2 separate regions of the Homo sapiens genome follow, and region 2 is linked to region 1. A link is a contact called in ENCODE Hi-C or POLR2A ChIA-PET data. All regions are on one chromosome and are shown on one strand. Each heading gives the region's core, a stretch centred on a gene start or an enhancer-like site at or near the end of the contact. The rest is flanking DNA. Distances are from core to core; before and after follow the strand shown.

Region 1 (5,776 bases), core at 1,590-4,089:
TATAAAGCATTTAAAACACAAATCACCTAATTATTTAACATGGAATGGGCACTCATTGCATTTTGTACACTATAAGATACTGTACAGTAGTAGACACAATTTATGTTTTCCTTCTCTGCCATATTAAACATGTATGGTAATGTACATAAACAATGAAACAACATGCTAAGGATCCTTCTTGGAAGACATTTTCACTTAATAACACAGGATGGACGCTCACGATAATGCACACATTTAAACAACACATGGTGCCATCCCGACCGGAGAACAGCTGAGCTCCTTCCGCTCCTCTAATCTGAGTTCACACGAAACCTAAATGTTTTTCCCAGCACACACATGCAAATTGTCAGAATTTTGATCCAGATGGTGAATTCTGGGTTAAATATTTCTGCAAATTGTTAGAGTGACTACTCCAACGGTGAGAATGTAGATGGTGCAATATTAATCTTGTCCTAAGATTGAGACTGTGAAGCAACATGACAATGATCCCTGCAGAGGGTTACAGGACCAAAGGAGAAAACAAAACTGTCTCAGACAAATACAGCTAGGTAGACATTCTTTGGGTGGGGGTGGGGAGTCGGGGGGAGGTAGGCAAACAGAGTATATGGAAGCAGTCCATTGATTGCTGGGCTGTTACTATGGTAAGTTTCTGAGTGATTGTTTCACTCTTGTTTGTGCAATAAAGACAAAAATTTTTAAATATGAGCATGTACAAAAACAATGGATGCAAATATAAGTGTGAGTGCACGGGAGTGCAGGACCCCCTCACTGCCCCCTAGACACTCCTCAGTGCCTGGGCGGACCGTGTGCAATGTTCACCTTAAAGCCCAGGTGCCTTGCCACCTGACAAGGCAAACTGCCCTTTGACCTCTGAGCTCATGCAGAAGTGTCAGCTCCCTCATCCTATGCTAAGAAACAGACACAGCAGCCTCCGCGAGACACAGCATAGATGGGACAACAGATGGAGAGGGCCCGACACTTGGGGAAAATCACCTGGGTGAGGTCTGCTTTAGGGAAGCTGGGATTCTCTGCAACCAGCAGCCACTGAGTGCAAATGTCCAACTTTATAGGTATAAATCCGTGATGGTTAATTTTATGTGTCAACTTGGCTGGGCTAAGGAATGCCCAGATCACTGGTAAAACATTCCTAGGTATACCTGTGAGGGTGTTTTTGGGAGACATTAGCATTCGAATCAATAGACTAAGTAAAAAAGATCTGCCCTCACCAAGGTGGGCAGGCATCATCCAATCTGTTGAGGGCTTAAATAGAATAAAAAGGTGAGTAGAATGCAAAGGACAAATTCTCGCTCTTCCTGAGTTGGGGCATCTATCTTTTCCTGACTTCAGAGCTCCTGGCTGCGGGGCCTTCAGATCTGGAGACTTACATATGTGGCCTCCCTGGTTCTCAGGCTTTTGGATTCAGATGAATCACACCACCTGCTTTTCTAGGTCTTCCGTTTGCAGACAGCAGATCGCAGAACTTTCCAGCCTCCCTAACCACGTTAGCCAATTCCCATAATAAATCCCCTCTTATATATCTATATATATCCTATTGGTTCTGTCCCCCAGACAACCCTGACAAATATTATATATATATATATATATATATATATATATATATATATATATATATATATAAATTTTTTCCCAGTGATAATACAAGTACTTTGCTCTGTATAGTAGGTGACTGAGGGTCTATTAATTTTTTTTTTGAGACAGGGTTTCACTGTCACCCAGACTGGAGTGCAGTGGCATAATCATAGTTAACTGTAGCCTCAAATTCCTGGGCTCCAGTGATCCTCCTGCCTCAGCCTCCCCAGAAGCTGGAACTACAGGCATGTGCTACCATACCTGGCTAATTTTTTAAAAAATTTTCTTTTGTAGAGATATTATGTTGACCAGGCTGGTTTCAAACTCCTGGCCTCAAGCGATTCTCCCGCCTCAGCCTCCCAAAGTGCTGGAATTACAGGTGTGAGCCACCACGCCTGGCCTATTAAATTTGTGTAATTTAAATTATACCTTGGAAACGTAAGGCACTCAATATATAAAAGTCCCCTTGTAGAGAATTTTTTTGTCTTGATAAGTTGGATTTTCTCAAAGCAGGATATAACAGCAACATCTCACACTTGTTTTAGACAATTACAGTGCATCAGCTTGATGGAATATTAAGCAGTCATTAACATTTATAATTATGAAGACTGTGGAGATGCGGAAAAATGCTTCTGGTGTGCTAAGTGAAAAAGAGCTAATGTAAAATTATATTTAAACTGTTACTGCAACTAAGTACAAACGCCCAGGGAAGGGCTGGAAAAGAACATGGAATAAGGAAAGCTTTTTTACACACACCACATTTCAATCTCAAGTGGATTAAGTGAAGCTTTGTAAAAAGCAAATCCTACATCACAGCTATAGAAACAGAAGAGGTTAAAATGACTTCGCAACACATTTCAGCTCCAGCAGTATGAGTTGTTGTAACAGAGAAACCCCACAATTAAAGAGGATTAGCATAATAGTAGTGCCTTTCCTGTTCATGTCGAATCTGATCAGTGGCAGTGTGGCAGTGTGTGTCCGTGTGTGTGTGTGTGTGTGTGTGTGTGTGTGTGTGTGTTTTCTGCTCCATGTGATCTTCAGGGGTCCTGGCTGCCAGTGGCTTTATCATCTTTAACCCGTAACTCCCACAGTCTTTCTCTATTAACAATCAACCCGAGGACGGAGAAAGAACACAGAGAGTGAAAAGTTTTGTGGGCAGGAGCTAGAAGTAGTAAACATCCTTTCTACTCACATGCTATCAGCCAAAGTGTAATCCTAAGGTGACAGATAACTGCAGAGGAGGGGTGGAAGTAGATCTGTGTGCCAGGAGGAAGAGGAAATGGGTTCTGGTAACCAGCTGACTGATCTCTGCCACATAAGTTCTCATATCTGATCAGAAATAGGGCAAGAATTGGAATCCAGGTCTTTCCTTTTTTTTTTCTCCCTTCCTCCTTCCCTCACTTCTTCCGTCACTTCTTCCCTCCCTCCCTTCCTTCCTTCCTTCTCTTCCTTCCTTCCTTTTGAGACAAGTTCTCACTCTGTCACCCAGGCTGAGTGCAGTGGTGTGATCACAGCTTACTGCAGCCTTGACCTCCCAGGCTCAAGCGATCCTCCTGCCTCAGACTCCCATGTAGCTAAGACTAGAGGTGTGTGCCACCACGCCCGACTAATTTTAAAATTTTTTTGTAGATATGGGGTTTCACCATGTTGCTGAGACTGGTCTTAAACTCCTGGGTTCAAGCAATCCTCCTGCCTTGGCCTCCCGAAGTGCTAGGATTATAGGCATGAGCCACCATGTCCTGCCCAGTGGTTTTTCTTTACTTTAGCTCAGTGCTTTTCTTTTTTCTTTTCTTTTTTTTTTTTTTTTTTTGAGACAGAGTCTCGCTCTGTTGCCCAGGCTGGAGTGCAGTGGCGCCGTCTCTGCTCACTGCAAGCTCTGCCTCCCGGGTTCACGCCATTCTCCTGCCTCAGCCTCCTGAGTAGCTGGGACTACAGGCACCTGCCACCACGCCCGGCTAAGTTTTTGTATTTTTAGTAGAGACGGGGTTTCGTGTTAGCCAGGATGGTCTCAATCTCCTGACCTCGTGATCCGCCCGCCTCGGCCTCCCAAAGTGCTGGGATTACAGGCGTGAGCCACTGCACCCGGCCAGTGCTTAAGTTTTCACATCTTCTCTCTCTTAATCACTTTCCCTCTCCTCCACTCTCCTCCCCTCTCCTTTCGTCTCCTCTCCTCTCGTCTCCTTTCCTCTCCTTTCTCTCTCTCTCATACACACATTAAAGCTAAAGATATATATGTTGAAATCTAAACAGGAGAGTTGTTCTACATCTAAGGACACCCAATTACAATCTAGTCTTCTTTTGAGGAAACACACTACGATCTCAATGAAAATCATTCCTGGGGAAAGAAAGTTAGCAGGGATAAAACCTGGTGATGGAACAAGAGAATCTGGCTAAGAGCTGAATCGGCTGAGAAAGAAGGAGTGAAAGCCTACATAATTACATGGCCTTCACTCACATTTCCGGGGTCATTCGCATCTTTGTCAGGCATTATCCCATGGTTGATGGGTAGCAGGAAGTAAAACCCTATCCGCAGCGCACGTTCAGGCTCCCCACCACTTCCATGAAGCCCCAGCCTGAAGGCACTAGAAAACAGTTGGCATATTTATCTTCTTGGGAGCCTTAGTCCATGTGGGCTTCTATAACAAAATACCATAGACTGGGTGGCTTATAAACAATAAAAATTTCTTTCTCACAGTTCTGGAGGCTGGGAAGTCCAAGATCAAGGCACTGGCAAATTCGGTGTTTGGTGAGGACTTGCTTCCTGGTTCATAGATGGAACTTTCTCACTGTGTCCACCCAGGGCCCAAGGGGCAAGGGAGCTCTGAGGAGCCTCTTTCATATGGGCGCTAGTCCAGTTCATGTGGGCTCCATCTCATGACCTAATCACTCCTCAAAGGCCCCACTTCCAAATACCATCACATTGAGGTTTCAACACATGAATTTGAGGGTGACACATACATTCAGGTCATAGCAGGGCCCATTTTACGAGGCTACTGCCTCATTCTTGGGGTTCTAAGACACTTGCTTGTTTTCAGAGCAATTTCACTGTGCTCCTGACCAGCAAAAGTAAGGGCACAGTCATTGAGAGCCAGTTTCAAGCAAAAACATCCTAAATAGCACATCAAAATATCATTTGGTGGTAAGCTTCAGCATCTTGGAAAACAGATATCTGTCCCAAGGTTGGCATTTTGATGTTAAATCTTCTCATTTGTTAAACAAATGAGTTCAAATCAGAACAAATGACCAAGTCTTATTGGTCTCTGGTGACTGTTGTTTATGCCAAATATAGAAGTTATAGCCAGAGCTTAGACTGGACAATGTGAAAAAGAAAATTGCTATTTCATATTTCTCTGTCCTCTGCCAAATCTAACCAGTGCAATGCCTTGAACATTTGGGCACTTGGTAAATACTAAGTTAGTCATTGCGAATATAATTACTATGTTAAGTTGTTTGACTGGAATTCAGAAACAATTGAAGTATGGATAACTGTACCTATACAAAATGCAGCCAGGCTGCTCTGCTGATAGATCTTTAACAAAAAATTTTAAAATTTTTAATTAAATTTTAGTTAATTATTATTATTTTTGAGACAGGCTCTCACTCCCCGTCACCCAGGCTGGAGTGCAGTGGCGCGATCTTGGCTCACTGCAACCTCTGCCTCTTGGGTTCAAGTGACTCTCCTGCTTCAGCCTCCAGAGTAGCTGAGATTACAGGTGCACACAATCATGCATGGCTAATTTTTGTATTTTTAGTAGAGACGAGGTTTCACCATGTTTGTCTTGAACTCCTGGCCTCAAGTGATCCGCCTGCCTCGGCCTCCCAAAGTATTGGGATTACAGGCCTGAGCCACCGTGCCTGGCCAATTTTTTATTTATTTTTAGAGACAAGGTCTTGCTCTGTCACTCAAGCTGGAATGCGGTGGCGCCATCATCGCCCACTGTGGTCTTGAACTCCTCAGCTCAAGGAATCCTCTGTCCTCAGCCCTGCAAGTAGCTGGACTGCAGGTGCATGCCACCATACCCAGCTATTTATTTTTTCTTTTGCTACATCTGGCTAATTTTTTTCTTTTGGTAGAGATGGAGTCTCGCTATTTTGCCCAGGCTTGCTCTGATAGATCTCTGAGCTTTTCATAGGTCCATCCATCCCCTCATCTACACCATCCCCATGCACCATCCCCACACGCCAT
Region 2 (5,776 bases), core at 1,067-3,566, 160 kb after region 1:
GCCTTTCCCAAACACAATGCTTTGCTTGTTTCTCCGGCTTCCTGCAATCTTTCATGTTTTAGATACACACATTTCAATCCAAGTATTTCAGTTGCCATAACAACTTCATAAATTTGTTCTCAGATGTCCTTTTTAATCACATCATTTAAAACAAGCTGGATGTGTCGCTGGAGTGCCTCAATTTATTCCATTCGCACCTAGCTCCTAAGGAGTCTGGTATTTGTTTCTTTTTCTCTAAGAAGCTCAAACACCTGAAAATAACATCGCTATCTCCTCTCTGTCTCCACAGGCAAGGGAAGTTTTTTTAAAAATGCGTGTGTGGCCTTATTATTAAGTTTTTTAAATCCAGGTGATATTATGCCCAGAAATCGCCCCCTGGTTCACAGAAGAGAGACTGCTAACGCCACCCAGGTCTGTACAGGAGGCCCCTGCCCAGAGAATGCTGCTTTATTTCCACATATCAATTATTTATGCCGCCAAACAGGTTTTTGATAGAATCCTAGTGGTTTTAATTGGCTTCTGGTGACTATTACTATATAATACCTTTAAAATATCATCTACCTTATGATGGGAAAATAAAACTATGCCAATATGTAAGTTTCAACGGCATGCATTAATTTTTAAACTACTCCCGGATGTTTTAGGATTTCCTGCCAATAAAGAATAGGGCATAGTATTCCTGGCATCATTAAATAAATGACTTTTGCCAACATCAACAAGCAAACAATAGAAAACAGGACTCCACCAACAAATGAAAAGGGGGTGTCAAAAAATTCAAGCCTGGCTTTTTGCATATGTAGTGAAACTGAAGGCACTTCCCCAGCAAGTATTGAAATGCACAGATAAGAACACAAAAGGCCTTGAAGTGGTTTGAAGGGTCGCAATTTGCTATTAAACACAGCAGATGGAAACCTGTGAAAGCCCACTTAACGGAACTTTTGAATGCTCCTGTGTGAAATCAAGAGTCATGCACAAGTTAGGGCAATCACTGATTCTACAGTTTTTTAAATTGCACTCTCAGTTTGTTAGAGGAGAAATACACACACACACGCATATATATACATATATATATATACACACACACACACATAGCTTAGAGGATGATTTAGAAGAGGAATACTAATCCCCTCTCTGTCAGAAATTAAAATGCAAGGGTGAATAGCATGCAACTAAGTACCAGCAAAGAGTAAATATTGGTTATGTTTAGGAAAGAGCATAAAAACAGATGTGATATAAAGTTAGACCTTTCACTTCAAAAAATACTAAGCAACTAGTTCTTTGCCCCTGGGGGAAAAATCTCTTTTAATTATGTAAAAAGTGAAGAGACGGTAGTAGGATTCTTTACCTTTGAATACTAAATTAGGAAACAGCAGCATCAAAGGCAGGCTTGATCTGTTTTGCCTGAAAAATTAATAGGCTTTACAAGTCCTTTGCAATGGAGTCTAGGATTGCATAAAAAAAGAGGCTCTGGTGACACCAACAGTCCCAGGAACAAAATGCAGCTGTGGAGGCGGGTTGGGGGTTGGGAGAGGGTTTTTGTTGTTTGGTTTTGGGGGATTTTTTTTACTTTTCTTTAATCAAAATGGATAAACCCGGCTGCCGAAACTCCGCAGAGAACCTGCTCTGCCCGAGGCTTCCTCCCCACCCCACCTCCTTGTTCCTGTCCACACCCCGCCCCGCTGCCTGTGGCCGAGGCCTGTCGCCGGGCTGGAGGGCCTAGCTACCCCAACTCCGCGGTTTCAAAGCGCAGAGAGTTGAAAGGAGGGGAGGCCGGCGTGGGGGAGAGGGACACAGGAGGAAAGGCCTCAGTCAGAGTCCCCGGCAGCCTCGGGGTTTCGCGATGGTTCCCTCCTGGTCCCTCCTGGAAGTGGGAGGCGGACCCTGCGCTTTGCAGCAGAAACTTTCTGGGAGCCTGGAAGACTTGTCACCCAGTCCGCGGTCTCTCCAGCAGTGGGAGGAGCGCTGAAGGTGGTGATTACTATCGACAAACCTAAAATTCTTTCTCTTGAGAGCTCCCACACTATTCACCCCGAGTGGGCCTGCGGATGAAGCTGCTGGTGCCAAAAAGGGTAGGAGGGGGCGCCATGGCAGTCCCCTGCCGGCGGCCCCTTATGAAACCGGGCCGGTTGCTCTGCAGAGCGCACGCAGGCGGCCTTCTGCTCGCACATCGAACTGGCATCCTCGTCTTTTGTCCATGACGTCCCTGTGCCCCACTGCTGCAGCCGAGAGGGACCGCGGCACCAGCGGGCAGGGAGGGCTGGCGCGCCCCGCCAGGTCAATAGCAGGAAACTCCGAAGGCAGGGCGAGGAAGGCACGGGCTTGGGTTCTGCCCCGGACTGCGAGGAAACATGGAGACTCAGGGCGAGCAGCTCCTAAGGAAGCCGACTTGGCTTCTGTTCCTGGGAAAAGCGGATCAAGAAACTCGCTGAAGACCACTATTTACAGATGAGCCACAGCAGAGCTGCTTAATTCACTCAATAACAAACCTTAATTGCTCAAAACAAAGCAGCTAAGTCTCTTTAGAGTGCTTCAAAGGCCCTTCACATTGTAACTTGCAGTATAAAATGTATGCAATATTTCCAAAAAAGAAAAAAAATTCAGAATCAAGGATAAAGTTAGAACTTTACCTTAATCTTCTTTTAAAGAGTTTTTTTCCCCATCTCCCCCTCTAATTAGGTCAAAATTTAGATGTTATTATGATCTAACTACAATCTGTTTATTTTACTGCCTTTTTAAAAGAAAAGAGACATTTGTGCCTTAATCCTAAAAAGCCCCAAATCTGAATTTAAAAGAATAACATTATTGGACAATTATATGGAAAGTCAAGAAAGATTTTTGAAAGAACTATCAAAAGACAATATTTATATAGAATTCAAGCATTAGCGGTGAGCCTGACACAGCAAAACCATTGTATTTTCCACTAGTTTTGTTTTGCTCTATACAGCTGTGTTTTCACAGATGCAAAGCCATGTGTCTCCACCAAAAGGTTTAGCCCTCCCTTCAGATGTGAATGCGGATCAAAGGTTCAAACGCAGAAATACAAGATCCTTTTCCCTTTGGAACATGTTTTTATTTTTCTGCAGTGGCTGCAAACCAGAATTTCCATCTGTTGTCCTTCTGCAGTATACAGGTTAACCTTAACAGTGGGGCTCGGAGCACTGTTATCTCAGCTAAGAAGTGCACAGATGAAGCACGTCTGCATGTACCATCAGAGCAGCTCCCCAAGATGTCCACGCAGCTAAGACAGAATTGAACCAGGCAGGAGCAGAATCCATTTTAGTTGACATATAGAAATTAATTTTCATTTCTGTGCAACATCAGAACGGATGATGAATTTAAGATGGGGTTTTGCTTTCACACCACATGCACCTTGGTAAAGATAACATCAACCATGATTTCCTGTCTGTCCCTCCTCCTTCCTAGAGCCAGCAGTATGCAATAAGACATTTTGCATTTGAATCTCAGCTTGCTGAAAATTCTCTAACAACAGAAAATGATTTGATAAAACAACTCATTAATTTTAAGTATCTTACAATTTACCAACCCATAATTTTGAATGGAAATTTTAAAAAAATTTGTTACCTATTAATCCTTTTAATAACTCATCCTCTCAATTTCCATTTCTTTATCAAACATACCCTCAGAGTGACTGAGAGAGAAACAGGTTTCTCTATTACCTACTCTAAACATGGATTTACTGCCATGTAAACATTGGCTTAGGAGAACAGTAAAAATGCGGCAATGCAGCTAACAAGGTGGGAGGCTTTGAAGGTATTTCTGCCAGGTTTTTAAGGTCACTAAATGTTAAGAGAAAAATGAACTAGAGAGGAACATATATATATACCTATCTGTAGACGATCAAGAGAGGTTAGAGGGACAAATGGCGGGATGACAGATACAAAGCTTTGGCTAGTTCATGGGGAGATTTTACAGAAGCCCAAAGTGGAAAGTGCCGTGGACCCGACTGAACACCAATGTGTGAGTGCCATCTAGTGGTCTGCCTAGAACTGCACCCTGGTCTACTCCCTGACAAACACGCCACCCTAAGGTCTGGGGGTTCTCCACCCCATTTCTCCACCGCATCCTGGCTCATTCTATCACTCCCAACCCTTCTATCCGATTACTGTACCTTTTCTGCTCTAATTACAAATAAACTAAAAAGCCAAAAAGCCTCAGAAAACAAAGCAGGAAGAGTGATAATCTCAAAGGTGGGGGTGGGTCTGGAAAAAAGGAAAGTGGCCTCACAGGTCTCCCCGCGAGACTGTCACAGAGCTGTGCAGGAAGGCTTAAAAGGGCTGGCTCCAAGACAATAAGGAATCGTCTTGACCGCACCTGCGAACCAGACTAAATGAAAAGTGCGCCCTGCCGCCTACACATGCCCTCTCTGTCCTCAGTATGTTAACCTTTCTGGGGGGAAATAATTAACTCGATGACTGGGCAATGGTTCACTCATCAATATCTCTTCCTAGGTGCTCTGTAAAGAGTCAAGTCCAATGTGACGTAGGTGGAGCTAGTGTTCATGATGTCAGGCCATCCCTGCCATCTGACTCACGGGCACCCAGACAGGGCCACGTCATCAGCTGACACCAGGTCCCACAAGCAAGGCCCACACAGCTTCCCAGGCTTCAAATACTTGCTCTGATTGTCAGCTTCATGGCAGATCAAGCCACCAATGTGTTATTTAGTGGGATGAAAGAGGACGCCACCCCAGGCTCTGCCAAGCACACCCCCTAGTAGCGCCCCTCCAGCCACCAAGGTGGCAACACAGCCTGGGAGAAAGGCCAGAGCCCACTGACTTGCATTTCTGTCCCAGCAACTAGAGGTTGCTGAGCTGTCTTCATTCCATGAGTCACACCTTTGCATGTGGGCACGTGAAAGAGCATACATCATCTTGCCAGTAACGAAATGCAACACCAGGCCAGGCGCAGTGGCTCACGCCTATAATCCCAGCACTTTGGGAGGCCGAGGCAGACAGATCATCTGAGGTCAGGAGTTCAAGACCAGCCTGGCCAACATGGTAAAACCCCGTCTCTACTAAAAATACAAAAATTAGCCGGGCATGATGGCAGGTGCCTGTAATCCCAGCTACTTGGGAGGTTGAGGCAGGAGAATCACTTGAACCTAGGAAGCAGAGATTGCAGTGAGCCGAGATCACGCCACTGCACTCCACCCTGGATGACACAGCAAGACTCCGTCTAAAAAAAAAAAAAAGAAAGAAATGCAACACCATAGTGCTGGGCCATCACTCCCATGGGTTCTTAGGCCTGGTGGGGAAGGGGGTTCTTCTTCTGATAGATCAGCCACTGCACAGAAAGAATGGACTTCGGAGCGCGATCTCGGCTCACTGCAACCTCTGCCTCCCGGGTTCAAGCAATTCTCCTGCCTCAGCCTCCCTAGTAGCTGGGACTACAGGCGCCCGCCACCATGCCCAGCTAATTTTTTGTATTTTTAGTAGAGACAGGGTTTCACCGTGTTAGCCAGGATGGTCTAGATCTCCTGACCTCGTGATCAGCCCGCCTCAGCCTCCCAGAGTGTTGGGATTACAGGCGTGAGCCACGGCATCCGGCCTGACATTTTAGTTTTGTTAAAATGCTACTGAATCTAAAGACTGTGACTTACCTTTCATCTGGCACATTACTGGCTTTGAGGTTGGAGGCTATGTGCTCTGCCCACCTTCATTTTCACCCAATACCCTGTACACAACAATCAAGTAATATGTAGATGATGGGATTGCTTTGGAGACCTTGATAGTGAGTGAAACTATGGTGAAATGGAA

Evidence for each region. A loop is a pair of places that touch in the nucleus more often than their neighbours do. ChIA-PET counts read pairs that join two places held with the same protein, here RNA polymerase II (POLR2A). Pooled maps may share reads with other maps.
Region 2: a loop to region 1 is called in a map of CD4-positive, alpha-beta T cell, with 2.2 times the contacts of the local background. The contact joins two enhancer-like sites. A Hi-C loop is called at or near these places in 3 of 168 maps with a recorded cell type or tissue (CD4-positive, alpha-beta T cell, CD4-positive, alpha-beta memory T cell and naive thymus-derived CD4-positive, alpha-beta T cell), 1 of 37 single-sample maps with no recorded cell type and 10 of 50 pooled maps. POLR2A ChIA-PET finds 5 or more read pairs at or near these places in 8 of 52 experiments (CD4-positive, alpha-beta T cell, CD4-positive, alpha-beta memory T cell, CD8-positive, alpha-beta T cell and 5 more).

What each region holds. Positions count from the first base shown.
Region 1 is chr13:99,815,279-99,821,054 of GRCh38, reverse strand. The region is part of intron 2 of CLYBL (citramalyl-CoA lyase); the gene reads right to left. The region is part of intron 1 of CLYBL-AS3 (CLYBL antisense RNA 3); the gene reads left to right. Among named protein-coding and RNA genes, the nearest start is that of CLYBL-AS1, 89 kb to the right of the region's middle. RefSeq lists a silencer at 3,027-3,197. Within about 2 kb of position 2,839, at least 3 of the 41 ENCODE cell types and tissues checked have a DNase peak (open chromatin) inside an H3K27ac peak, as active enhancers do; they include CD4-positive, alpha-beta T cell and CD8-positive, alpha-beta T cell, where a contact is called at or near this core.
Region 2 is chr13:99,654,516-99,660,291 of GRCh38, reverse strand. All of the region lies in intron 1 of CLYBL (citramalyl-CoA lyase), which reads right to left. Among named protein-coding and RNA genes, the nearest start is that of MIR4306, 14 kb to the right of the region's middle. RefSeq lists enhancers at 534-1,049, 1,930-1,979, 1,990-2,079, 3,980-5,179. Within about 2 kb of position 2,316, at least 29 of the 41 ENCODE cell types and tissues checked have a DNase peak (open chromatin) inside an H3K27ac peak, as active enhancers do; they include CD4-positive, alpha-beta T cell and CD8-positive, alpha-beta T cell, where a contact is called at or near this core.